7 separate regions of the Homo sapiens genome follow, and regions 1, 2, 3, 5, 6 and 7 are each linked to region 4. A link is a loop called in an ENCODE intact Hi-C map of the cell type or tissue named here. Cell type or tissue: OCI-LY7. All regions are shown on one strand.

Region 1 (4,000 bases), 71 kb before region 4:
ACCATGCACCCAAATCTTACCAAGCATAACTATAGCCACCAATTATCTGAGTGTGTCACAAGAAATCCTTTCCTCTCCCTTGTTTGAGGAGGGCTGAGTTCCGCAGTTTCACCTTAGCATTCAGCTTATGATAAGGAGTCCGTACAATCCCCCAAGACACATTTTTGTCCCAGCCTCAATTCCAAGCTTCAGGTCAAAGCCCTAGGAAGGAAAACTGCATCTAAGGAATCCAGAGCCACATGGTAGCAGAGGTTAAAAGGCACAGCACAGGTGAATGTGGCTGATTCCTGCTGATTAAGCCAACCCCAAGCTTCCTGTTTCATGGATAAAGGCCACGTTAATATCCATGGCATAAATGAGGTCTAGGGAACTCCAAGGCTACTGACAGTAGGTGGGAAGGAGATATAGGTGAGAGCAGATAATTCTGTTCCTTTTCTCTAGGCGCCCCCTGATTCATGGGTGCAAGCCACTTTTGCACTCATGGTGGCACCTGCCAAGGTCGTCAGAACTTGGGAATGCAAGGATGGAAGATGGAAAGAGGGCACTCTTCCCTGTCTCCCTCACATACCCCGGTATCTGGTAGGAAGAGAAGAGAACCACGGATGCCTGCTACTCTCTTTCTAGATGGGTAGCCATCATCTTCCGTCTGTACCTCTTCCGAATGCATCCTAAACCCTTGGGACTCCTTTAAAAATGCTTTCTTTTTCCTTTCTTCTCTTTAGTTCTCTCTTCACTAGTAAGTAATTGTGTCTCTGTACTACAGGACACTCCCCTCAGATGCATCCTCCAAACTGGAAAGAGTTAATTTCCCAAACCTTAAACTGGTTGACTTAGGATTGGGCTCAGGTGAAGGGAACCCAGAAGCCCAACATGCCGGCAAAACAGTAAAGTTTTTTTAACCAGTCAGGCTTTTGGCTTTCCTCTCCCTGTGCAAACTGGTAAAAGGCCTCGGAATTTTTGATCTGTCCTTACCCCTCCCCTTGTTTTGTTTTGATACTTTTTTTCTAATAACCCGGTTTGTCTGTTCTTGCCTTCAGGCCATCAAACTCCAAACAGTCATGCAATTGGAGCCTCTGATGATGGCCCCATCTGCCGGGAACCCTTAGATAAGCCCCTGAGGGACCTCAGACTGCCGTTTCCACAAAACGGCGTCCCCTGTCAGCAGGAAGCAGTTCTTCGTCCTTAACTGCAGTTAGATGTACTTCTTTAGAGGGAGGAAGGAGACAGTCAGGTGGGAGGGGGTCCCTGGGGAAACTCTAGCCAGCCTGCGCACTGAGTTGGAGCCTCGGGAAGTTCATGTTTGTAGCAGAGAGGAGCCTGGCCCCTCCTCTTCCTGGGTGGAAACTGGGATTGGAATGGCTGAGTGGGAAACACTCTAGCAAGCTACTCTGGCCTAGTGAGAGTCCCTGTTTCCCCCCTTTATTTTCCTTTTCACCCAATAAAACCCTGTCTGACTCAACATTCAAATTGTCTGCGAGCCTGAAGTTTTGTGGCGGTGGGACAAAGAACCTCATCTTTAGCTGAAGTAAGGAAAAGTCCTGCAATAACTGGACATTCTGTATCTCATCTGGCAGCCTAACTTTAGTGTTATTAAAATCCGAGCACTCATGTATTTGTCAGCCACACTAATATGCGTAATTCTCAATCACTGGCAGAAATACATGTTAAAATAGCATTAAGGTAAATTTGGGGGAGTTTAGACAAATTACTATGGTTTCTTAAAAAATTTCAAATTGTTTTGAAACTCTAGATAATTTTATGTATTTATTAAGGTGCATATGTATGTTTGTATGTATCTAAAGATAAAGATATTAATTTGATATTATGAGAATATATTCTTTATAATTAGTAATTTTATTTTCTGTAATATAACTTTATTTTGAGGTATTTAAAAAGTTAATTTTATACTTCTAAGAGTTACTGATATCAGCAAGTTTCTTCATTTTTAGATATAGCTACTGATTTACATATCTATTTATCTATCATTTTTACCACTCTCAAATTACTATAAACACGGATATACAAATAATACTTTTCCCCCATAGGGAAGATTACATATCCAGGGTTAAGTAAATGCCATTTCTCTTTATTACTTCTTGGAAGAATGGATCACATGACAGCAGCTATGGAAATGAGATTCCATGCAGTACACCAGGGAAAGTTGACATTACCCTTACTTTACACTAGGAGGCATAAATGTTACTATAGATTTTTCCACCACACTAAACATACTACATTTATGATTCCTTAAAGAAGCTTAAACATGATAAAATATTACTAACTTTAAAATTTTTATAGTAAACAATATTCAAAGATAATTCTTTTTTTAGAAATAAAGTCACATTTGAGATTGACAGCTTCTAGCAGACAAAGCTATGTCCTTGCTTGTTTTATATCAATAGCTTAACTACATTAAGTAATATTATAGAAGATTATCCTGTGGTACCCCCTTTTAAAATAAAATGGTAGTAAAACATTAAAGTGTACGGTGAAAAGTTAATATTGAAGAATTCCTTTAAAATCATAAAGTGAGCATAACTGCTTTTAAGAAAAACAATGAACACACTGTAGCAAAAACATGTTTTACTATTAATTTTATTAGTCTTTAGAAAATGGGTGTTTTGGAGCCCCATCAGGCATGGTAAATACAAAGAAAAAATTACTTAAAAATAATTTTTAAAATAAAACTTTTAGAATTTGAAACTAACAATTTTCTAGAATTTTATTTATTTTTTAAGTGTGTAACACTGATTTTATAGTTCAAAATTCACCATGGTCATTTTTTAAGCTTGAAACTTTGCTAAATAATTAAGATACATGTTTTGCTGCTTCTACAACTTTTCAGTACCTATTGATAAGAATAATGATAATTAAATGTAGTAATTTTGTAAATTAAGCCTGCATTATATGCTAGCAAACCTGTGGCTCTGAGGTCAATGAATTAGGACCTAGGTTAATCTGACTCCATAGTCTGTGTTCTTAATCGCATTTCTACATTACTTCCAAAAAATCCACCATTAACTATGTGTAGAGCTCAAATATCCCTGGAACTTTCAAATAATTTTCTGGCTGTACATTCTTAATTTTTTGATCTTTGCTCCCATCCTGCCCCCACCTCTGCCTGGCCTAAATATAAGGTTGCAGTGATTTCTTTCTTAACCTACTTCTGTCTCCTCTAATTATCATACTTAGAATTTTATTCACTTTCTATGTTGTCAGTTTTCAATTTCCAATTTTCAATCACATTTCTAGTTCCAAATAATCTTGCCCAGCAGCTCAGACTTTAAAATTAAAATAAAAAGAGTTAATTCCTAATCTGATTTTATTTTATATTCTCTTTTTTAATTATGCAATTTTCCATAAATCTTGCAAATCAAAGAAATACTCTCAATTTTTCCTTTCATCTCCTATATCCAAATGAAATTTATCCTAGACTTTCCAAAATTCAAAATCTGGGCCCAACCTATGTCTCAATCCATTTATTCTGTTCAAGTAAGTGACAATTCATTTACCGTCACTTACTTGAACAGTTTATCATTTATTGAGCATCTACTGTGTTTCAGGCCCTTTAATTTTTATAAGAATATTTTCAGATATTAGTAGGCTCATTTTGGTGGTTAAGTATCTGAGACTTAAAGACCATGTTGACACTAATTTTACATGGATATGCTCTAAAGAAACTGAGATTTTAACTTCTATGCCCTACTGGCCATGACTTTTTATAGGACAAAGAAGGCTACATTGCATACAAACACACACACACATACACACACAGACTTTACTTCAGTAAGATCTATTCATCCCATGTCACTTGTTTAAAGTATCACTTTATCTATAGAATCTTTATTGATTCTTTATCCAAGGCTTATTCTATGCTAAAACCCACTCTTTGTATGCTTACTAGTATTTATTCTAACACACTAATTTTATTGGTATCTAGTACTTTCTCTCCTACAAAAATCAGTGTTCCTTTTTTTTTTGTCTTTTTTTATGGTTTATA
Region 2 (4,000 bases), 300 kb after region 4:
GATAAAAATGCCTGCCTTAGAAGACAAAAAATAGCACAGAAGAGAAAACAGGCCACAGAATTTCCTCATTAAGGATCTTCTAGGGCCAAAGTATATCATATTGTCTATCAGTTGTCTTTATTAGCATGTAAATCAGAGATAAAGAGTGAAAGTGTTGCGTCACTTCAAGCTCTGACTCCTAAAAAAAAAAAAAAAGATCCTGAATGGACTACATCTAAAATGTAAAATAGCAGCAAAGAAGAAAACATGTCTGGCCATACCATATGTGAAGGAAATGTTTAACATTAAAGTTAAGACAATAAAATTTAAATTTCCCATGAAATGAACTCTAGAGGGGACAAAAAATAATTTGCAATCTTCATAAAGTGACTCGTCTCATGAAACAGAAGTATTGCTAACACTAGTTATCATTTCAGTGATTCCACAAAGAATTTCCCACTAAAAATACTTAGTTTTTATGTCATGGAATACATAGTCACCATTTATGAAATATATATTTAAAAGAATAAATGAACATATATTAAATTTAAAAACAATTAACCAAGAAAATGGTTGTATTTATTTTCCTGAATTTACCTGATATTTACTTGGGATACTGAATATGAAAACGTGACATCAATAATTCTAACTTCCTAAAAAATATATTTGCTGCTTGTAAGAGTAATCATTTCAGAAAGCAAAATTATTAGTATGATGATAAAATAAATGAAAAGAACTTGGGTAGCTTCTCTGCTTTTTACCTGAAGCTTCTGATTTACTTTGAAGGGACAGGGAATGGGGAGGCTGAATTAGTGGACCTCCCTACCAACTTGCACAAAGATGATGAATAGGGAAAAAGATTCAAAGTTTTGGCCACTATCATACCATTTACTATTTACTTTATCCTCCTCATACCTTGGTTTAAAATGCAGGACAGGCATACAAAAGCTAACAAGGGTGGGAGGAAAGCAATCAATGAGTGAATAAGCTGTGAAATAATCTGGTAAGAATCCTGATTTAGAAAATCATTTTTTAAAATTACGTATCTTATAATCACACGAAAAATATTTTCAATGGCTTGAGATAAATGGGATCAGAATTCTATAATCATTCAATTATATTAAGTCCCTTTAGTGGCTAGAGGGAAATTGGATTTGCTGATTGATTGATCGATTGATTGTCTACGGCATTTGCATCAGCCGAGATCTAGTTGGAATACAGAGAGCCCGTTAGTTGTTTAAACAGAGAGAATTTAACATGGGGAATTGTTAATTGTTGGAGGACTAAAGGTACAAATAAAAAGTGAGAAAAAGAAAGAAAGAAAAAGGACACTGATGTAGCCTAGTAATGAAAAATTGCGAGAAAAACTAGAATACCTGTAGAGCTTAGGAAACAGAAGGAAGGATTTCGGAGTTATCAGAGACTAAAAGTCTGGCACAGAGCCCTATGGAATTGGGACTCAGCCTTCCACGGAGAGGAAACTGACTGGCGACTCTTGGTAACTCCAAGAGAGAGTGATGAAACTGATTCCAGGAATGCAAAAAAGAAACCAAGAAACTGGCACTGCAACCAGCAAATGGCTGCTGCCAGGATGAAGTGCCATTGCTGCGGCAACCCTGAAAGGAACGGCCTGCAAAGCCGGACGCAGTAGCTCCCCTCACCCCGCCATTCGGTCTCCCTCTAGCGTGCCCTACTGGCCAAACTTATTAAGAAGCCAGATGGCAAAGCGGATATGCAGAGCGCTGAGACTAGCCCGGGGAATCACAAAGCTGGTGGGTTTGGAGCTGAAAGATAACAGCTTAAAAACTGGCACTGACGTTGAATTAAGGAAATTAAGATGTGATAACTGATAAGAATTCTTTCATTCTAAATCATAATATTATTCTGTGGTAAAAACAAGCTGAGGTACTGACTCCAGAAATAGAGCTGAGCCTGTCCAGAGGCTAGATGGCTGGGGACTTCTGAGAGCAACAGAAAAGATGAAAATGTTCAAAGCACAATTTTGTCATCTGATCTCCTTTTTTGAGTCTCCTTTGAAAGAATCACTTCCTCGGTGCTTCAGTGACATTCTCTATAAAACTGTACTGACTTTTTACCCTACTCTACGCTATATATAAATATAAGCCAAAACCACATAGGACCTGGCTATATTTGGTATGCCTCATCTATCATGGATAGTTAATTTGTGCATTCATCTTTTAAAACTAATAATGAATTTCTAAAACCTTTTAAACGGGCTTAAGTTTTGTAATCCATTTACGGAACATGCCTGCAATGAAAAATTAATTATTAAACAAGAGCCTTGGGAGGACATCAGCGGCCTTGTCACCCACGCACTTGATTGATAACATGTCAGTTTCCAGACCACGGAGGGTGCTGACAGCTCTCAAATTTAAACCCGGAAGGGTAATGCTAAGCATGTCATGGCATAAGTCACATTTTTAAATTATTTTTTATTAAATGTTAGATAGAATAAATTCATCCATGCCTCTCAAACTCAGCCTGATTAAATGAGCTGGCACTCTTTCAAATGTAAAGCATGGTTATGGCTTCTCAAGGGCATCGGAAAGGCTGAAGCATAAGACACGGTAAATACAAAAGGCAAAAGAGGTGGACAGTGATATATTCACAAGCACCACGGGCGAAGTGAGGTTTTTAAAAATGCTGAGGCTAACAAAACAAGGGCAGCACGGTCCCCAAATGGTAAATGCACCTGCAGTGAGAGACTCTGCTTGAGTGCTGGTGCATAAAAGTGTCCACCACTAAGGGAAAAAAACAACAGTAACAACAACAAAACCCTAAGAAACAGAAAGGAACAGCTGTAACCAATTTTCAAACCCTAAGTTTTGAGGTTGGGTTAGGAAGTTAGAATTGTTCCATGTTTGTGTCAGTTCTACCCTTTAATTTCACAAAGTTAAGATGGTTTTCTGTGACTATAAAAAAAGAAAAGAACATCTGTTATAGTGTGTCTTCCTGTAGCAAAGACTACTGCTTCTTGAGCTTTTCTTCTTTCAGGCAAACCTCAATCTCATTCTATAAAAAGATTGAAAAATTATGTATATCAAATATACTCGAGCAGTTCAGAGAGAACATATCATCTGCATTACTGCTGTCTAAAAATCCTCTGATATACTGAATTCAAACTAAAAGAACCTAAATGAAGAAAACAATAATTTACTTAGACCCAACTGGGTCACAATATTTGAAAAATGATACAGATTATTTTCTCTGTATACTATGAATTATTGTATTAACTTCATTTATTTTTTTTCAATAATTATTTGCAATTAATTCGGCTGATGGGCTAAACTCTCCAGAAGATACAAATATGTGAACAACACTGTCTAGTCTTGCAGAGCTTTGTATTTAATGGGAAGATACAGTAAAGGAAAATGTTCTGTCTTATCTGAGAGGCACAAGGAAAGTGCTATGTAAACTGAAGCTTGGGTTCTCAGAAGAGGTTTCATTAAGAGAATATCTTACCAGCGGGACATTTTATTGAATGTTACTATTTTTCCAGGTAGTTGGAGTACATTGGTGAATAGTCACCACTCTCTGCCCTTGTGAAGCTTGTATTCTAGTGAGTACAGACAAGTAATATTCAATACACAGTAATAAATATGTTATATGACATGTTAGAACATTAGTGTTTAAAAAAAAAAGAAAAAGCACAGGATAGTTGGGATTCTGAGTTCTTCATGCTGGGAATGAGTGATTATAGTTTTAATTAGGGTGGGTGAGGTAGGCCTCACAGAGAAAGAGATATTTGAAAAAAGATTCTACTACATTCTTTCAACTTTTAAACTAAATAAATTTAATTGTTAAAGAATAAGTAATTTGATATGTGAAGAATTTTAATAAGCATTGCTAGTGTGAGAGTGTTTCAAGAAAGGAAATAGCATCAACATTATAAATTAAGTTTATGTGTATGCTCAGTGCCTAGTACCAAACTGACATACAGTAAGCACACAAAAATGTTTACTGAATAAATGTACAAGTAAACTGATAGTATTATGAAATC
Region 3 (4,000 bases), 550 kb after region 4:
GGGATGAGGCCAACTTTTCAGTATAACAGATAAGTAGATTCTAAAGACCAGGTGAAACTTCAGGTAAATACCACAATTCGTTGAAAAAGGTAGAAGTGAGAATTACATAAAATAATTGCAAAGCATGTAAGGGAGAAATTCATTGTTAAAAAATATATTAATCAGCTCATTCAAACCTATTTTAAACAACCTACTATATTAAAAAAATAAAAATTAAAGATATGTGCTATATTAAAAAAAATCTTACTACCTTGGAAATATTTTCTACTTTGTGAATACCCATCACAATATCTCTTTTATGTTTTAGATTTTAAATATTTTGCTTGTTACATTAATCTTAATAGTTTGAATGCTCACTAGCAAGTAAGTTCTTGATTACATAAATGTACTACCAATCTAGTTATTTTTAATCTTTATATTGGTTCAGATTGTTTATTGGGTTTATTATTATAAGAATGACATTATGCTAAAGTTGACTTCTTGATTTAAATAACATTCTAGGGTATTTACTGAACCTGATTCCATGTTTCTCAAACTTTAATGTGAGTAAAATAGCCCAGAGATCTTGTTAAATTAAAATGTAAGTTCTGTTATATTAGCTCTTCAATGGGAGCTAAGGTCCTATATTTCTAAAAAGTTCCCAGGGGATACTAATGGTATTGATCTGTGGACCACAGATAAAGTAGCAAGGACCTAAAAGGCATGTTAAATACAAAGTATCATGGCTAAAGGGTGAGAGTGGGAAGCAAAAGCAGAAGGTTAGAGAAAGAATCACCCCTACCATTTTATCATACAAAGGTTAGTTTTGTTACCAAGCATTCTTTTGATGCTAGTACTGCTCAGAGGGTCAAGGAATGTATTTATCATCCGCATATTAATTTAATTTAGGTTGTCTCTTTCTCTCAGAGATTAGACATCTAGAGCTAAATTTTAGTTTTACTTTGAACTAGGAATGACGAAGAGGTCTCTTTGGAGCCTGGTACTCTTCAGAGGAAGGCAAATTACATAGAACAGACCAATAAGCCTTAGGGCACTTGCTGAGCAATGTGGGGTACCAGGTCAGACGGGGTTGGAAAGTGTCAACAGGAGGTAATAGAATACATGGTGGACACATTTGGGTCATCTCCAAAGCTCATGAGAGTTTTTCCTTCTTTGGAATCTATATATATCTATATATATATACACACACACACACACACACACACACACACACCCTATATATATATACACACACCATATATATGTACACTATATATAGATATGCCATATATATATACTACATATATACCATATATAGATATACCATATATATACACAAATATATATATTACTTATTTAAGCAAATTTATATCAAGTCCCTAAATTGCCAAATCAAAAATTAAAATATCCCTGGAGTTTATTTCTACAGACCTAGAGCAATATGTCTGTACAAAATATGTTACAATTTATTTTTCCAATGTCCAACTTAAAAATTGAAGAAATAAATCTCTTTTCCAGCCCTTAGTGACAAATGTTTTATCTTTATGGAAGGCACAGGGAAACTGCAAATCAACAATTTGTCCTGAACTTGATCATTTCTGTCCAGTCTTATTTTCAGAAAAGATAAGATTCATCAATGTGTATATTAGCACTTTTATGTTTTATGATAACATGCAGTATATTCAGTATAAAACTCAAATGTATATTATACCTTTATCATTTCTACAATTTAGTAGTTAAAAATAACTTCACCCACCCACAAATTTTCTGACAAAATATGATTGCTCTATATTCTGTTATACACCTGTGGCTCATTTGGAATATTCATCAGCTGAGAAGATTAAAACTACGATTACTTCAAATAGAAGGTGAAAATCTCGCTTGGTTCTAATAAAGCACCTATAATGTCCTTCAAATCTGTAGTTATAAACAAGCTTGAAAAAAATGTAATTTATGTGGTTAGTTGCTAAGATGTCTTTTATTCTGGTTACCACAGTCTCAGTAACTTACTTTAATTCCTCCAAAGAATACAGAGCACATGTATATTATATTTTAAAGATTTTGGGTAAACTTAATTGCTCCTGAAAACTAGCAAATTAAATTGCAATAACAACCTAAAAATGAGCAAAAACTTGTTGAATTAGGTTAAATATGCATTCAGAGAAAAACAAGAATCCTAAAGAAATATTGAATACAAGAAAAATTAGTTTTTAACTATATAGTATTTAGCTCTATTGAGTGTCATTTTAAGAGTTAGTGCCAAAATAATTCTAAGTATGGTAAACACTGCCATCTAGAGGACTTTTATTGTAATGCAGAGCAAAACAAAAATACCTAAAAGTGGGAAATGTACAGGCCTGTACTGTAGTTTTGTTTTTTTAATAGATTTCTCAAATCTGACAAAATTATATATTTCAAGAAATTAGCTTAACTGCAACAGTAATTCATTAAGGAATTATTTACTATGATTTAGAGTATCAATACTAATACATTGTCAAAAAATTATTTGAAATTTTTTTATTAATCATGATGTTGTTATACTTGTCAGTAATCTAATTTTGATATTATAAACAAACTATCAAATAAGATATATAGTCATATTCTTGTGAGATATAAATAAGAGTCAATAGCTAGAAAAACCAGAAATACAATCATGTTTATATATATATAATAATAAATATTTCTTTCATGAAAGCAACTAAATTACCTGTACTATTCTTATTATTTCTTCCTATCTTTCCTCTTTCAATGTGAATATTTTTCAGTCCTGTTACATTAACTTACATAATGTGCTGATTTCCAAGGTGGTGGCTGGGCCTCTGTGGGGTTACTCAGGACCTACAAAGGTGTTAAAAGAGAGGTACCTTGCTGTGTTTGTTTCCTGTTTAAATAGAAATACTAGCACATATACAGTTTCCATTGTCAAAAATCAGTGAACAGGAAAAAACATATTTTTTTCTATGACAAATTTTCCAGGGACCAGTAGTATCTATTTTTAAGTGAATATTAGACACATTTATAGTAAAAAATTATAAAATGTTGCCTAATCAAATTTATTTTTACATGCTCCCTAAATTTCAGATAACTAGTGGAATTTGTGAAACAGTCTACTTCTTATGAATTGTAACAAATGTTATGTGTATTTGAGTTTTTTTAGATGACTAGGATTTTATTTTAGTTTTAGTATCTTTTTATGGTAGCCCTGCACTTAAAGAGCTAGAGATTACAAATTTAATTCTGTGCTTAGAAAGAAAAAGTATAGTGTAAATTTCAAATCAATTCAAATAAGACGGATATGTAGCATTAAAATGTAATTCTGTCAATTTCCTATAAAGCTGTGGAGATGCCTATTTAAGGGTGAAATCTCTGACAAGTTAAAGTAATTTTTCTTCTCATAATTTGATGTTTTAATTACAATGAATATCCATAAGAATCTGACACAATTTTATTTGATTATAATTTCACATTTATGTAAGAATTACAGAGTTGATGATAGTGATGGAATTTTGACTAGTATAGTCATCATCGTATTGAATCTGGTGTTTCAATTGTACATGATTACTGAGGAGAAAGGAATGAATTAAATCATTATCAATGAACATGCCTATAATAACTTCTGCTTTATTAGAGACATAGTTTTGTATTATTTTTATCATACATATATATAATATACATGTATGATCACTGTGGAAAATATATATGGAAGAAAATAGGATATAAGAGGAGTAGAAAATGTAAAATTTTTAAACATCTCTGAAAACTTCTTAAATTTGATCCTTGCTTGCTTTTTTACTAAGAAAACTTTCATGTGTAGAGAAATAGTAAAATCTTCTCTATAGATTCAACAATTTTAAATATTTTGTCCAATTTCTTTGGTTCCTCTTTCACATATTTGCTCCAACATTTGAAAGTAAAGTATAGGCCAGGCGCCGTGGTTCAGGCCTATAATCCCAGCACTTTGGGAGGCCGAGGCAGGCGGATCACGAGGTCAGGAGATCGAGAGTATCCTGGCTAACACGGT
Region 4 (4,000 bases):
CATTTTGTACTGTAAGATTACCCTCTTCAAGAGATCTTGATGTTCCTGTTGCTCATTACTTCTATGATAGTTCTTAGAGGATGAAATTCAAAAGTTTTTCTTTTGACTTCAAAGTTTATGGTGTGAAATTAAGTATTGTTCTTTTCTGCCTTGGAAACTTTCCCTATGCTTTCCTTTCTCCTTAATGGTTTTTTGTCTGTACTTTTCAATATTACCCAAATCGCAAGCCTCTTCCAAAGCCCATCTTGCTTATGCGGGCTTTTCTAACACTTCCTCTTCTATACACTATTTTCTTCATTTAATGTTTCTTTCATTTAAGACACTTTCATTCTGTCTTCTTTTACAACTATTTGTGCACTCCCTTTATACTATTGACTCAATGGATTTCATCTAATCATCTTCTGTCACTAATGCCTTAAGCAACTGCCTTCATTCCTATACCTTTGATCCTCCTCATTGATGTATTCCTAGCTTTGTAATAATTAAACAAACTATTTAGAACTTGTGTCCTATTTATTTTTTGTTTATGCAGACTGAGCTGTCTCAGTATTCTTCAGCTCTTCCTGATGAATAGAAACCACGGAAGGGATATGTGGTTAGGCATCTTACAGAAAAGTGTTTTTCTAATTTTTAAAGAAAACTTAATTAAGGAGAGATATGCACAAAGTGTTAATATATATTATGCCTGAAAGTAGAAGTGGAAAGCTCATGTTAGCTTATAACTAAAAGTTGATATTAATAGATGTAAGTATTGAAGCCAAAAAGAGTATGGGAGAGTTACCTTCCTTTGTGATGTGGTTTTGTATCAAATACTTCACCAATAGTGCAACTTTATCTAATCTAATTCAGTTTGCTATTATTACAGAAACCACTGTCTGAAAGTCATCAAATTATAGAAACTTATTGATTAATAACAATAATTATAGCCACCTTACATTTATATAGCACTTGCATATTTTCAAAGCATCTTTTTGAACTATTACCTCATTTCCCTTCCGAACACCCCTGTTGTTATATATATGGCATACATAGCAAGACATTCATTGTAACCACATGCAAATTTTTTATATGAAATCATTAATGTGCTCTTAGAAACTTACTAATTATGTAGGAAAATATATTACCTATGGTAGCTGTGTAGGAAAAATCTATGGTCATTTTAAAAATAAGGTAATGTTGCATTGAAGACCAATAGATTCAATACACAGGTGTTATCAAGCACAGAAATTATGCAGTAATATATGCCATATCAAGGAAACACAAATGTATGTATCTAGCCACTAATATATGCTATCCTTATAAATTCTGCTTTCATTTTCAAATATTGAGCCTTAATTTTAATGTATAAGATGAACCCCATTTCTCAGGGAATTTAGCACCATTACAGGCTATTTAAAAAAGACTTATACAGCCCTCTAGTGTTCCAAAACTAGAGACCCCCAATACAGAATACATTCAGGCATGGCTAAAGTTGTCCCTCCATTCACCTCCTTTAATGTGGAATCACTGCTGACAATACTACTGCTAGCAGCCCATATTATTTAAACTACTAAAATTACAGCGTTGGCGGTGGAAACGGAACTGTTCTCACTCACATCACTAGGGAAAAAGCGTGGAGTACATGACAGCTTAGAAACTGCCTTCATGGGGGAAATGTTCAGATAAATCAATTTTTTTCAGGAAAAAAATTAATTTGCTGTGTACTTATTTAAATAGCTGACTGAAGAGTTTATTATGCTTGATTGCAGGCCTTCAGCAATAGTTATTGCCTTCTTTTCCTTTCCTCCCTCTCTCCCAATGAATTTCCATTGACAGAGCCTACAGCTATCCTCTCAGAAATCATATAAAACCTGACATTGCTAAAAAATTAACCTCAAAAAGGTATCTTCGGGTGTTGACTTTCAAATCAAATTTTAATAGACAACCGCAGGCTGAGGGCTCATTCTTTATAATCTGATCACTAAGCAAGATTCACGAGCTGTCCCTGGTCTGCAGATGGAGCTGTTGACAAAACAGTACTATCCACTTGAGAAAAAGCAGGGCACAGACTTGAGTTTTATTGAATGTTTCTTGTCTTCTTTTTTATTTTTTAAAGACTATGCCTCGAGATATATCCTAAGTATTATCTTTTCAATTAAAAGAAATCTATCCTTTGAAAATTAAATACAGCTACTAAATTTGATGAGCATTATCTTAGTTACAGAATTGGACCACATTAAACCTACATAAATAAAAGCAAAGACATATGCCAGTAAAAGTGCACATAAATAAACCATGCAATAAGAAACAACTGCACAGAAATAAGCATTATGTATTATTCTCTTCTAAATAAACACAGTGCACTAAGTTATTTAACTTCTAGTATTTAAACAATACTTTTTTGATGGAGTAATGCAGTTTTTTTTGCATTTAAATAGTTCATCATCACGATATAGCAGGTAGGTGACATAAGTTCCTTAAGAAAATCTAAGTATGATATAGGCAAATATAGAATTGTCTAATTTTAAAGTTAGAAAAAAACTTCGAGGTAATCCTGACAAGGATTGATAGATTTTAAGTCTGAAGACTTCAGTGATGATTCAATTGTTCTTCAAACAAATACAAATGTAACCTATACAAAAGGTTACATTTGCTTGATATTAGGGTTAAAGAATCATAAGCCATCTTCTGCTCTCAAGAAGCTTACAGTGAAGGTGTGTAACAGACACACTACAAGGTTTAGTACAGAATAAAAAAAGGCTATGAAAACAGAGGGAAAGGCTCTAACCATAGCACACGTGGTATGTCAGAAAAGGCAATTTTAAAAGTCACTTAAACTGAAGTTTTAAGATCACCAAAGGAAATCATCATTTTACAGAAGTGGAACCTGAGTTGGCAAAGTAGTCCAGAGGATAGATGTCAAAATCAGGGTCAGAAATAAGTTTCCTGGTTTTATTCCCTGAATTCTTTCCACAGGAAAACATATTTCTAGGTGAAATATATATTAGTCTCTACTGAGAATGGAATTAAAGAGTCCCTGTGAATAATCTAACTACATGCTAGAATGCAAGCAAGACCTCTGTCCTCAACCACATCTCATGAACTGCCAGCAGTGTCACCAGCGTAAGCCTGAGACATATTGCACTAAAGTTTTAAATTATGTTAATATCCCCTTAAGTTTTAAATAATGTATTTTACCTAAACGTAAATCATTTTATTTTGTAAATTTTATTTATTTATTTATTTTATTTATTTTGAGATGGAGTCTCACCCTGTAGCACTGGCCAGAGTGCAGTGGCACCATCTTGACTCACTGAAACCTCTGCCACCCAGGTTCAAGCGATCCTCCCACTCAGCCTCCCAAGCAGCTGGAATTACAGGCTCCTGCCACCATGCCTAGCTAATTTTTGTATTTTTTAGTAGAAATGGTGTTTCACCATGTTGGTCAGGCTGGTCTCGAATTCCTGACCTCAAGTGATCCTCCTGCCTTGAACTCCCAAAGTGCTGAAATTACAGTCATGAGCCACCGCACCCGGCCAACATAAACATAAATCATTTTAAAGTGCTATGTACTTCCATTGACATAGTTAGAATAGCAGAATACTGAATTTCTTTTGTTATGGAGTACTTAAAGTATGCTAATAAACAACATCTAGTCCAATGTATTGTCAAAATATCTACTGTCTTTTGTTTCAATGATGTAAGATTGGACACAGTTAAATTTAAAAATACTTGATTTTTTTACTATTATTTTAACTTTTAATGTGATAAGCAATAGAAAAAAAATAAACATAGATGCCTTTGCCTCTGAAAATTATTATAATACCTGTCCTGATATCTCAGAAGAAAAATAAACTTAATCATTATAATCACCATTGAGAAAATGAACCCACGTATTTTTTACCTATTGAAATTGAGCTCTTTAGAAGAAAACAAGAACAAGATAAAGAATACATGCCTTATATTTGTAAAACTGTATTGAATACCAAAAATATTACATTGTGTTTACAAATTTCATATT
Region 5 (4,000 bases), 200 kb before region 4:
TGAGCAAAGCTAAACAATTAAAATCTCAGAACGTGTTCTAAGTAAGCCTTTTTTCTCATAGGTAAAAGTTAAATCTGGATAAATGTATTTCCTTAGTTAGAACTTTTTGTGACATTTCTTTGCCCAGCATATCTGTCCCTGCTTCAGGCTATGCTGTTGAGAATGACAGCTTGTCTTAAGTTAGTCTACCAATTCTTTTAGCTAATTAAATCCTCAGTTTATAGAAATGAGATATACTCTCACTTTGATTGATATATACATTATTTACTGGCTTCTTAGCTTCTTAGTTTCTCCTGAACATCTGTTTTAAACTAATGCTAAACTTCAGTAAACTCTTTCACTGCCTCTTACAAAATAGGCACTTCTTTTGCCTCCCCTCTTTAAATGAAAGCACACTTGGATAGGATTCAGATATATGGATTGTGTTTGATAAGTCCATAGTTGTTCTTTTTTAAACAGTGGTTAAGGATCACTTGGCTTAAAGCACAATAGGAAAATTTAATAAGAGCCTGGTTTTCGCTGAAATTCTCTCGTAAATTTTGCCACCTAGAACGGAACAGATTTTGGCCAAGGAAATGGTGTGTGTGTTGGGTGAGGGCAGGAGATATTGTGTGTGTGTGTGTGTGTGTGTGTGTGTGTGTATGAGAGAGAGAGACTGTGCTCAGTGAATATGTAGTGAGGAACTACAGTACTGTGATCAGCGAGGAATGTAAATATCCCATATTAGAGCGTTAAGTGACTTGTTGGTTTCCAAGTACAACACTTGAAAAGCTGATTATCTTCTCTTTAGTTCGTATACTTTCCACAAAGTAGCTGGCATTGATTTGAATTGTTTGGGTAATACTTAACTATTTTGAGAGTTGAACTTGTACACTGTATCATGTAAATGCAATTCCTTTATTCCTTTTGTTATATTATCACTTTCTCAGTTAAGCTTAACATAGCATATGTGTTTTTCTCATAGAAAGGTAAGTTTTTAATGCAGGTTTTTATTAAACAATCATTGATTACTTGTCATGGTCCATTTCTCTCTTCCTCTTTCCTTTAGACATATGTTCTATTAGTCACACCTAGTGCAGGTACTTTGGGTTAAGCTGATTCCACATCGCGGGACTGTGATACTGGTAGGCCCCATCTCCTATTCTCTAAACTTTGCATCAATGAAATTGATTCAGGTCACCTAGACCTAAGCCATATGTGCATGGCATTCCCCTGGCCACAAAGTTTGGTTCTCAAATGGGTATGTATGACTCAATTTGGATCAATGAAATGAGGGAGAAGATTTGTGCTCGGGTTTCTGAGGAATAAACTCCCTTAAAAGAGATCTTAAAGAGAAATGTCACAGAAAAGATACTTGCTGTTTGTCTTCTGTTGTGATACTACTTTTTCATGATTTATATTTATAGTTGTTGTGATTTGTTGTGATTGACACAATCAAAGTTTAAAAGATTAGCTGTTGCTATTTACTTTCATGGTTATATAACATGAGATAATAAGGTTCCTGAGTCTACCAGCCTTGTCTTACATAGACAGAAATCTCAGTATCATTCAACTTTTTCTCCAATCAATATATATTAAAGCTTTCTGAATGTTGGTCATTCTATCCTTAGCATTAAATAGGTACACACACACACATATATGTAACCTAGTTAATGTTTATATTTATATATAATAAATATATATAAATATAAACAAATATATATAATGATTTTTATATTTATATATAATGATATATATATGTTTTAAAATGGGTTCAATAAAGGAATGATGAATACATGGGTGGATGTTTTGCAAGTGGCATTAGAGAAAAACATGATGCTGGGTTAGTAACAGTGTGAGCTGTCAGAAAAGATAGATGGCTTTGCTGGTCATGCTATAAATAACCACCAGGTGCCACTCAGAGATGGTGGAAGCCTCATTTTGCATGACAGCCATTGATCAGCTGCATGACTAAGATGCAACCTTTTGTGACACCACTTGAGGAGAAAAGGTTATGTTTCACATTTAAGCTTTGAATAATAAGGTCAGGATCAAATTAAATGAATTTCTCTGGCGAATACATGAAATATACACAAATTAATACAACAAATTAGATACATTGTTACAAAGAAAAGGTGAGCAAGCTGGAGCTAAGTGCGATCCTGGGACTTTGTCCTTCTGAATATTTTATTAATGAGGTGACTATCCTGTCTCATTAAAAATATCCTGAGTGAGTTCTCACCACCTGTGGGAAGACCCTAAACTGCGATCTAGACTAGAATACTACAGAATAAAGAAATAAAATAATAATAAACATGTTTCCTATGTGACTATAAGCTTATTAGAGCATATTTCAAAGGAATGCAAAATATTCAGAAGAAAATCAGATAATAGGAATTCTTACATTTACATCTTTTTGCAGACTTGAAGTAAATCTCACATTTGTTATTTGGAGGAAAAGTTCATCTATATTTTATGTCAGTGTGGCAAATGTGTTTTTGTGGCATTTGAATACTAGCCAGCAAGTCTCTTCTTTTATGAGACAAAGGAACAAATTATGTTCCTAACTTAAACTTTCAAAGCAACTGCAGATTGTTCGCAAGGTTCTATTCTTAATAAATTCTTTTATTACAATAACAGTTGTATTAGTAAACTTAGCACATATCTATATGTTATTTGACATACTTGAGTTAATAATAATCCAAATGGTTTCATATTTTTGAAATTATTCACTTATATCTCATGCAACCACGGTAATTTAATTGGCTACCATAAAAATTATTTTAAACCATGAAATGTGATTGGTCAACAAAAAGCAGAATAAATGCAAATAACTGAACATCATAAGTAGTTACCAAGGAGCTGCCATAACCAAGGAAGTTACTACAGCATACATTTAAAACATTGTGTTATCATGGAAACTATGTACTCATTCATTCAACAATTATTAATTAATTTCTTACACTGTGTTAGGCACTGATATAATCAAAGTTTGAAGGATTAACTGATTTATAGAAACAGCTCACTTTGTCAATACTTTTGTTTTTCATAGAGTCACACTATGGGTGAATAAACCATTTAATCAATGCTCAAGGCCTATGATGCCACATATATATTTAATAATGACTGCAATACTAAAAAGGTTTAATAACATTTTCAATATAATAATAAAATAATTATGACAATATGATGTTTCACTAATGATAACAATAGCAATATTAAACCATGATTATGTTGAATAACTGGTTCAGTTACATTTTTAAGACTTATGAATTAAAAATAACTTTATGTTAATTTATCAATGGGGAAATAAATTGTAATAGTTGAAAGAAAACAAAATGTAAATTTTCACTCTATGAGAATGCAGAGATGTAGAACCTGAGTAGAAAAGGAATCTGGTTGGCTAAAGAATAAGGTCAACAAAGTTACTTATCAAAAGAATTTTCGATGTAAAGAATTTCTATCAAAAGGATTTTCTATGCTTTTAAGATGGCAAAACTTCAGAAAACAGTAAGCTCTCAGATTTCAGGACATGATATTTTATTAACTGCTAATCATTGACAAGATACTGAAACATTCTACCACAGCATGAAATAGTAGGAATAGACAAGGTTTACACGGACAACAAATCACCAAGCCTGACAAACAATGAAATGCAAATCTAATGGAGGTAGCTTTTGATTTTGTAAATAAATCATTAAATGATTGAAATAGCTGTCTGAAATTTGCCATGAGTTTGAGGAGATAAATATATCCTGACTGCACATCAGACTTACCTAAGTTAATTTAAATGTGTGCTTGTGACTCTCTCTCTCTGTCTCTCACTCTCTCCATACCCCCACCATTCTACTGCCAACAATTAGACCAGAAACCAGAAACTCTGGGGTACACACCCTTTAAGGTATGTACATTTTAAAAATCTTTATAATATAGATAAATTTAAAGCATATCCAGTTTGTGGGATATTTCACAAGATAACTGACCTGGTTTCATCAAAATATCCATTACATTAAAAATTGTT
Region 6 (4,000 bases), 530 kb after region 4:
ATTACCGAGACATGACCTTTTGCCAAAAAAAAAAAAGTAAATTCTTAACCTATAAAGGCTAATCGCACTTCCAAAAATTTGTAAGAAATAATCTGTGAAAAATTTAGTGACACATGAAAGCTTTATAAAATAGAGTGAATGAGGAATATGATTTACAGTGTTTCCTATGTTCTTTGCAGGTTAACACAAGGGAAAACAGCAAGGGGAAAAATATCAGACAATATAGGAATTGATGTACCACAAACAAATTCATGATGAAAACATCAGACGTTATGTTTTCGTTATACATACAGTATAAATGAGTGAAATTTAAGTTTGGTAAGCTTTTAACCAAGAATCTTGCATTTTACCCACATATCAATTAATAGCATAAAATGAAAAGATGGTGTGAGCAATAGTCGTCACACAACTAAAATCTTCACAGATTGTATTTTTTTAAATAAATTCCTTTGAAAGTTTTTGTAGCAAGAAATGTTACTCTTTCAAAATTGTGTAGCTTCAGGAGCACATTTTATATAAAAGCCACTAGTTAAAAAAGTTTTTACTTTTTAGCTTAACTAGAACATCTGCAGATAGCAATCATACAGTTCAGTGAAAACAAATTTTTAAAGAGTAGTATATATTTGATGTCGTTCATTCATAGGAAATATGCTTCTTTTATCCAAAAAAATGTACATATTACTTTGTATATCACTACCACTTCTCCACCGACTTCTATCTCTTTTCTCCAACATCACACTATTTCTTTTTCAGCATGAAAACTTTTAAAAGGTGTAAGCAAAGCCATTTTAATAGCTCTTTATCATAAGAGTGAATTACCTAGTTCCATATGAACATTGGAATACCCATAGGAGAACTGCAAAGTGACACATGGTCACAAGAAATTTCTAAAACGCACTTTAGTTCCAGTTAGAGAATTACTCAGTATCCTATTTGAAAGATTACATCATACAAAGACTTTTATGACTGACTAAGCCTCAAGAAAAGATCTCTTGCATACTTTGCTGAAATGCACTTAACATTTATGTCACTACACTATATATAGGTTCAACTTTTGGGGAGGTCAGAAAAAGTGGATCTATACATCAATGCTAATATCACCACGTATAGACAGAAAAAAAGATGATGCTGGAAGTATATCAGTACATTTCTTTGGAAAGAAAATGTCAGATTTTACATGAAAAAGTTTAAGTCATATTAGTTTCTCAACATAATTATGCATATCATAAAATACCATGTGTATTGTGAGTAACCATAACAGAAGTAAATAATTTAAAAAATTTTCTTTCTGTTCATTAAGAGCAACTTTTTAATCAAACTCATTTAGTTTCATAAATTACTTTTCTTATCATAGTTAACTATTTAACTTTTAAAAACCTTTACTAAGACTGAACATTTTTTAAATTTTAAAACATCAACCTCTTTTCAAATACTAACAAAGTTAACACAAAAATTAAGTCGTTCTAACTTTGACTTATATGTAATAATCTCATAGTCTCCTTTAAAATTCTATACTGATTAAAGTCCTTTCTTCCTGTGTATTTAAGCTGTAAATATTTGTACTTTTAAAACGCTCTACTGTTTAATATTTTACTTTAAGAATGGAGATTTTAGTTGTATGGTAATATGTATTATACTTGATGTTCTGGGAGTATCTGTATGACTCATTGTCAAAATTACTCTTATAAATATTTTATTACCATGAAGCCTTAAGTCCTTCCAGAGCAATAAATGATAGTTGGTAAGGGGGAAACTGTTTCAATAAAACATCCTACTTCACCCCACCCTCAGAAAATAAAAACTCTTGATTCTCCAAAGACTAATCAATGATAACTGTTGATACTGTTCTGCAAACTAATTTTGCTTTACTTGATTTTCTAAAATCTATGTGTTCCTTATTTATAAACAAGTACAGATGGGCCATCACCATAGGTGAACTCCATATCGACAAAGACAGAACTAGCATTACGAAATCCTAGAAAGTTGGTGTGCTGAGAGCTAATCACAAAAGAGCAAGCGAATGAACTTAAATGCTAGTTGCTCCAGAGCAACTATCATTAAATAAAAGGTATCTTTGGCTGTACTACCAGCTTGATCCTTCCCTCCCCCTTCTCCTTGCTACTGCGGGATTGGCACCTGGCCAGCACAAGCGACATGATACCCTAGTGCCATCTACAGGCTATTATCGATATTCAAATTTTGTGGCAACAGACAAGCACCAGTGAAATAAATTAGACAGCGCTGCATTTAAATCTTTATTAACAAGGAATTATTAGACCTAAGAAAAACTAATTCTGGATTTGGTTGAAATATGAGTTTCTCAGCCTCTTAATCCCTCTTCATATGGCATATTTCACAGTTTAAAATGAGTTATGACAGATCACTTATGCATTACTAAGATGAGAGAATATTTACAATGGATTCATTCTTTTCTTTTTAAATCAGTTATATTAGGCAGCAAGCATTCTTTTTTTTTTTTTTTTTGAAAGAGTATTTGGCCACTGCGGACACTAAAAATCTTTCTATTAAGTACCGAATTTAATATATTACAATAAAATAATTTGAAATCAAAGAGAAGACTTCCTATATGGCTTAGTTGCAATCTATCAACGATCATGTGCTTCACAGCTGATGTACATTTAATATTCTACTATCCTGTTTAGAGACTAAAAAAAAAATTAACCCCTTTAGCAACCATAGCTGCAACATAATTGCAGTCACACCTTCAAAAGTCATTGAAAACTTGAGATTTGAAGGTGACTTTTTAGATCAAAAGGTAAGGTGAAAGTCTTGAAGCAGTCAATTTGGAAACCCCCAGGAGCAGAATTTGGCATATCAGGACAGGTTTTTTCTTCTTCAGCAAACATTATCTTGGGACATTTTGGAATAATTTTCTCTTTTCATCTTTTGCCATTTGAAGGAAACTGAAAGGAGAAAATATTCTCAGAACTCAGAAATTTCAAAGCTGTTCTAAAAATTCTTGACTGAGCCCCAGAGGAATAGAAAAGGGGTCAAGTTTTTTTTTACCTCTTTCTAACTAAGCTAAAGTTAGACCAAAACAATAGACATACTGGCACGTTAATACTGGTTGACTGGGCACTTGTATGCAGTACTTATAGACCAGTAAAAGTGCTCGTTTACCTGTCTGGTGTGTAAGGGGCCCTTTGTCTTGAAGCCTCCTTGGGAACTGCACTCTGAGGCACTGAAGTGATCTGAACTAGTGGAAGAGCGTTTAGAAAGGGTGTCACAACCCCCAACAAAGGTGTTGTCCAAAGGGAGTTCCTGAATCACGTGGTGCTTTTTCACGGAAACTGGAGTGTCTGGTTTGAGATGAAAAGCAGGCTGTGGAGAAGCAGATTTGTAGTGCTTGGCCAGGTCAGGACTGTTAGGCTTGAATGTTGTTGGAGGTGCCGGGCCCCAGTCAAATCTTCCTATACTTTGCTCCTCCAGTTCAGCCGGCAGGCTTATTGTCCCATTGATAGGTTCATGAACTGCATCATCGGGTTTGGACTCTTCGATAGTAACAAAGTTCAAAAGAGAGCTTTTGGGAGACTTCCTTTTCTTTCTTTTCTTTTTCTTGTTTTGCTTGTTCTCCTGGTTTGGGGACATCCATTCGGCACCTTGCTTGCTCCTCTGAGCTGCTTTGAACCTTGATGCATGGCGACAGCGCACCAGAACGGTGACGAAGATCACAACAATGACCACCATGGCACCGGCGATGATGGCAATCATGATGGTTAGATAGTCCTCATTTTGATAGGGTTGGCTACTATCCCCTATGTTCCTGTCCAACGGGGTCTCCATAGTCCTGCGGATCAAGTCATAGATATAGGAGGCATTTCCAGCAGTGTCGTTAACATAAAGGAATACAAGCACAAGCGTGTGCAAAGACTTAGGGTACCCCAGGTCACTTATGTTGACCACCAAACGATGCAATCCCACATCAGTAGGTGCTGGTTTTTCTTCCAGAGTAATGTTACCTGTTACTGGATCAATCCGG
Region 7 (4,000 bases), 1.0 Mb before region 4:
AATATGACAAACTCTTAGGAACTTAAGAGTCTGCAAAATAGGTATTCTGATTTCCTGGAATATACCTCTTCCTTTTTCTATGATTTCAAATTTCTGTTTAAATGTCATCTTTCTGCCTATGCAATCTAAAGAAATTTTAAAAATCACTATCTCAAAAGAAAATCACTACCACGTCACTTAATTCCCTACATAGTGCTTAGTGCTATCTCGCATATGACACACATACACATGCACCTGTATACATATATAATTTGTCTGTATCTCCATATTAACATATAAGCTCTTTAAGAGCACCACATCAAGTGCTTTAATTGCATTAAGTACAAATGAATCCTGGCCATGTAAAACAGTGACTGGTAAATAATATTCATTAAGTAATTACTTGTTTAATAAGCAAATGAATTGATAAGATTGAATATTAATTATTCTAATATTTTAGAATTTTATATAATTGGAGTAACCAGACTAATTCCATTAAATTTCACTTTAAGTTTCAACTCAAGCCAACCATATCTGGAAGAGATTCTTTTTTAAAGAATATTGGAAAAATGTACTCATTTAACAATATTTTACAACTTCTAGTACTGATGAATTATTTTAAACATACTTTATTGCATTCACTGAAAATAAGGTAGCCAAATTACATTCTCATAAATACAATGTATCAAAATATTTAAATATTTGCTTGAATATCCATATTATTAGCTTCTTACAACCAAAGTTGGTTTCAAAATCCCTTTTGCTTTAATATTTTCTTCTGGCTAACATTCATCAAGTGTTCTTATACATTGTACTAGCACATATTTTGCATTTATCAGAGTTCTATGTTTTTTCCTAAATAGATTTGCAGGGCTAGAAACAACTAGAGATTAAATAGCAACGTGAAGGTATTGTAGAATAAAATGAAAAGTGGCCACCCACAATCAGAATTGATAAATTTAAATTATGTCACCTAAATGCAAACTACTAGTAAATATGCTAGTGTATCACAAACAGAAATTAATTCAAATACGTTCTTCTAGAAGATACTTGGCAAACATTGGATGTGATTTTCCTATGACTACCTGTCTTCATAAACTAAGTGTAAGTTTGAATTCTCTGCTCTCTATATGGCTTAGCTTTTTCTATCAGGGCAATGCCAATGACATGTATTTCATGATATAAAGATGATGAACATTATGAGTTATTTTATATAGTGCTCTCAATCTTTATTGATATAAAAACACATTAGTTCTAAAGCTTATCCGCAACTCAGGGCAATTAAGTGGATCTTCCTACAGTTTTAAATGAAGTATTTCTGGCAATTAGCAGATAGAAAATGATTTTTTTAAGACGCAGTGACAGCAGTAGAGGACAAATCCCTTAATGCTATGAGAAAGCAACAGTGTGCATGTAGTAATTTTTTAAATGGCATTAATACTGTTAATCATTTTGACCTATCTTCATTGACCTTCATAGTTATACTATCTAAAATTGTTATCCAATTGTTAAATTTTGTTGCTGTGAATTGCTCAAAAAGTAAGCTAGATGGTGCTAGAGAACACCATTCCATTTACTATGTGATAATATTTATAACCTATTTCTTGTTGATAAGAATGACTGAAAATGTTGAGACCCATTACATTAATCTGAAATTTAGTATCACACTATAAATTTAACATAAAGGATTTATAAAGATATCAAACTCAATAAAGGTACAAGATTAAGAGGAAGTATATATTCATAAGCTTATACTAAAGTATAAGATATCACAATCCCAAAATTATAGAAAGTCTATAATAAATTTTTATGGCAAATAATTACTATTATTTTAATAAATCTACGGCACATGCATATTTTTATCCTTTTGGGATAACTTTTTTTTCTTGCAGATGTTAAAAACTGGGTGATATGGTTTAAATTGCTAAACTACAACTGAGTTATGCCAAATATCTATTTAGATCTTATCTAGAGCTCATCTTAATATTGCTATTAACATCACTTACACTCATTTCTTAAGGAAAACTAATGTTCGAATTAAAAATAACATTTTTTTAAACAAAAGGAGTCCCTTTTGGTTTAAATCAGATTTGTGTAAATAAACTAATCAATTCAAAGTTTATATGCAGAGTTATGCCTATCAAACTTTTTCCCTTACATATTTTATATATCATTTATAATGTCATTAAATTTTCTTTCATTATCTAATAAGAAAATTTCCAAAATATGGTGCAAAGAAAATTTAGAAAGATTTTTAGAGGTTGGTGTATTAGTTTACCAGGGCTGCCATACAAAATACCACAGACTGGATGCCTGAAGCAACAGATATTAATTTTTCCACTTTTCCGAAGGCTAGAAATCCAAGATCAAAGTATTGCCAGGATTGGTTTCTAGGGAGACCACACTTTTTGGCTTGTAGATATCTTCTCATTGTGTCCCTCTGTGGCCTTTTTCTCTGATGACACAGAGAGCTCTCTGGAGTCTCATCCATGTCTTATAAAGACACCCATCCTGTGGGATTAGGATCCCACTCACATGACCTCATTTAACCTCCTTAAAGGTTCTATCTCCATATGCAGTTAAATTAGCTGTTAGAGGTTCAATATATGAATTCTGGCAAGACACAGTTCAGACGAAAATGGATGCTTTTGAGTCATCCTTGAGTCCTGATGTTAGGACTGATGTTTAATCTCTTCTGATTGAGCTCTTACTTACTCAGGTTCAACTGGTCTCTACCAGTCAACACGGATTTCCAGCAAAATTTCTTCTCTGGAGGGTCATGGACTGTACACAGCTTCCTTTCTCGTGTTCTTCCTGTACTACTTTCTGATCTTAATGACAGGCCTATTAGGACCTACCCATTTTGTTAGCATGTTGCTGTCCTTGCAGAACTGAGAAAACCTGTCTCTGTGACGGTGCTCTTAATTCTTTCTTTCCAATTATAATTTCTCATCTACTTCTAATCCAAGGCATGGGATACCCTGTAGTTCAGATGCCATGAGTAATGTGGGCACAAGGAACTTTCCAAACTACATCTTGAGAAACATGAGGAAAGCTACATTGCATGAGAAGTTTCCCAAACCTAATGAGTGATCCAATTGCCCTTTAATCTGAATTATGATACTACAGTGAAGAGAACCAACATAATTTTTACTGACCTTTTGTCTCTATTCTCACTCCTTGCTTCTTTCCTTTTCCTACATAAACTTAAGGGCATTATATTTCCTCTTCAAATGTTGGCTGTTTCTTTAGTCATTATCTCTTTCTTGCCTGTGCTATTGTTTATTTGAAACCATATTCCCTTTTCCCAGACACTGAGACTCATCTGCTCATCTTTATTGGAGAATATATCTGGTAAAAAATAAGGGTTGTCAAGAAGGTAAGTACACTGTGGTGTAGATGGTGGATTCAAAACATATTATGTTGAGTATCAATCTTAAAGTATAGTATAGCAGACAATTACTACTAAACGTTTGCTTTATTTTTTCATTAAGTTTAAGCCCTATTCAATTTTAATTGAATACATTATGCTAAATTTTCTCATAATACTCTTATCCTACTATTTTTATGTTTTTTTATAATATCTGGTCTTACCAAATTTCTCACTGCCTAGATTAACATTTTTAGAGGATAAAAACTAAGTAGATCCTGCACACTTATTCTTGCATTATTAAATTTTTCTTTTGAAATAATTATAGGTTCATAGGAAGTTTTAAAAATGTACAGGGAGGCGTTTTCTACCCTTCACCCAGTGTCCCGCAGTGGTACCACATTGAATAATTACAGATAATGCCAAAACAAGAGAATTGATATTGGTTCCACAGAGCTTATTTACATTTAATCAGTTTTTACATATATTACTATGCATAGGTAGTGCAATGCAACTTTTTACATGCATAGATGTATGCATTCACCACCACAATTGAAGATAAAGGACTGTTCCATTACCTCAGGGATCTCTTGTGCTATACCTTTATGGCCAAACTCACCCTTCTCTTAAGAGAGGTCCCAATCTCTTAAC

The links. A loop is a pair of places that touch in the nucleus more often than their neighbours do. Peaks named below come from ENCODE experiments on the same cell type or tissue, not always from the same donor. Only the 100,000 strongest peaks of a DNase experiment are listed, where the experiment ranks them.
Region 1: it touches region 4 in a loop (7-fold over the local background); 8 of 110 quality-filtered maps call a loop at or near these places.
Region 2: it touches region 4 in a loop (6-fold over the local background); 7 of 110 quality-filtered maps call a loop at or near these places.
Region 3: a loop joins it to region 4, with 9 times the contacts of the local background. A loop is called at or near these places in 36 of 110 quality-filtered maps.
Region 5: it touches region 4 in a loop (6-fold over the local background); 3 of 110 quality-filtered maps call a loop at or near these places.
Region 6: a loop joins it to region 4, with 10 times the contacts of the local background. A loop is called at or near these places in 37 of 110 quality-filtered maps.
Region 7: a loop joins it to region 4, with 6 times the contacts of the local background. A loop is called at or near these places in 6 of 110 quality-filtered maps.

Annotation. Positions count from the first base shown.
Region 1 is chr13:66,616,726-66,620,725 of GRCh38, forward strand. The region is part of intron 4 of PCDH9 (protocadherin 9); the gene reads right to left. The region is part of intron 2 of LOC105370247 (a long non-coding RNA gene); the gene reads left to right. Among named protein-coding and RNA genes, the nearest start is that of PCDH9-AS2, 210 kb to the right of the region's middle. In OCI-LY7, CTCF peaks have their summits at 2,190 and 2,394; a DNase peak (open chromatin) is centred at 2,166.
Region 2 is chr13:66,992,723-66,996,722 of GRCh38, forward strand. The region is part of intron 2 of PCDH9 (protocadherin 9); the gene reads right to left. It overlaps PCDH9-AS4 (PCDH9 antisense RNA 4), which reads left to right. Exons shown (of 3, transcript NR_046637.1): 2 at 3,500-3,559. Among named protein-coding and RNA genes, the nearest start is that of PCDH9-AS4, 3.8 kb to the left of the region's middle. In OCI-LY7, CTCF peaks have their summits at 1,680 and 1,880; DNase peaks (open chromatin) are centred at 1,669, 1,999, 2,719 and 3,429; H3K4me3 peaks cover 3,084 bases; H3K27ac peaks cover 4,000 bases.
Region 3 is chr13:67,236,210-67,240,209 of GRCh38, forward strand. No RefSeq gene overlaps it. Among named protein-coding and RNA genes, the nearest start is that of PCDH9, 7.9 kb to the left of the region's middle. In OCI-LY7, a CTCF peak has its summit at 2,268 (motif pointing left); a DNase peak (open chromatin) is centred at 2,272.
Region 4 is chr13:66,687,821-66,691,820 of GRCh38, forward strand. The region is part of intron 3 of PCDH9 (protocadherin 9); the gene reads right to left. Among named protein-coding and RNA genes, the nearest start is that of PCDH9-AS2, 140 kb to the right of the region's middle. In OCI-LY7, CTCF peaks have their summits at 1,394 (motif pointing left) and 2,015 (motif pointing right); DNase peaks (open chromatin) are centred at 1,431 and 2,001; H3K27ac peaks cover 811 bases.
Region 5 is chr13:66,490,778-66,494,777 of GRCh38, forward strand. All of the region lies in intron 4 of PCDH9 (protocadherin 9), which reads right to left. Among named protein-coding and RNA genes, the nearest start is that of PCDH9-AS1, 190 kb to the left of the region's middle. In OCI-LY7, a CTCF peak has its summit at 1,920 (motif pointing right); a DNase peak (open chromatin) is centred at 1,904; H3K4me3 peaks cover 803 bases; H3K27ac peaks cover 1,386 bases.
Region 6 is chr13:67,222,264-67,226,263 of GRCh38, forward strand. It overlaps PCDH9 (protocadherin 9), which reads right to left. Exons shown (of 5, transcript NM_203487.3): 2 at 3,142-4,000. Among named protein-coding and RNA genes, the nearest start is that of PCDH9, 6.1 kb to the right of the region's middle. In OCI-LY7, CTCF peaks have their summits at 2,175 (motif pointing left) and 2,375; a DNase peak (open chromatin) is centred at 2,128; H3K4me3 peaks cover 3,497 bases; H3K27ac peaks cover 2,912 bases.
Region 7 is chr13:65,655,402-65,659,401 of GRCh38, forward strand. No RefSeq gene overlaps it. Among named protein-coding and RNA genes, the nearest start is that of LINC01052, 210 kb to the right of the region's middle. In OCI-LY7, CTCF peaks have their summits at 1,514 and 1,716; no DNase peak of the experiment used is centred here.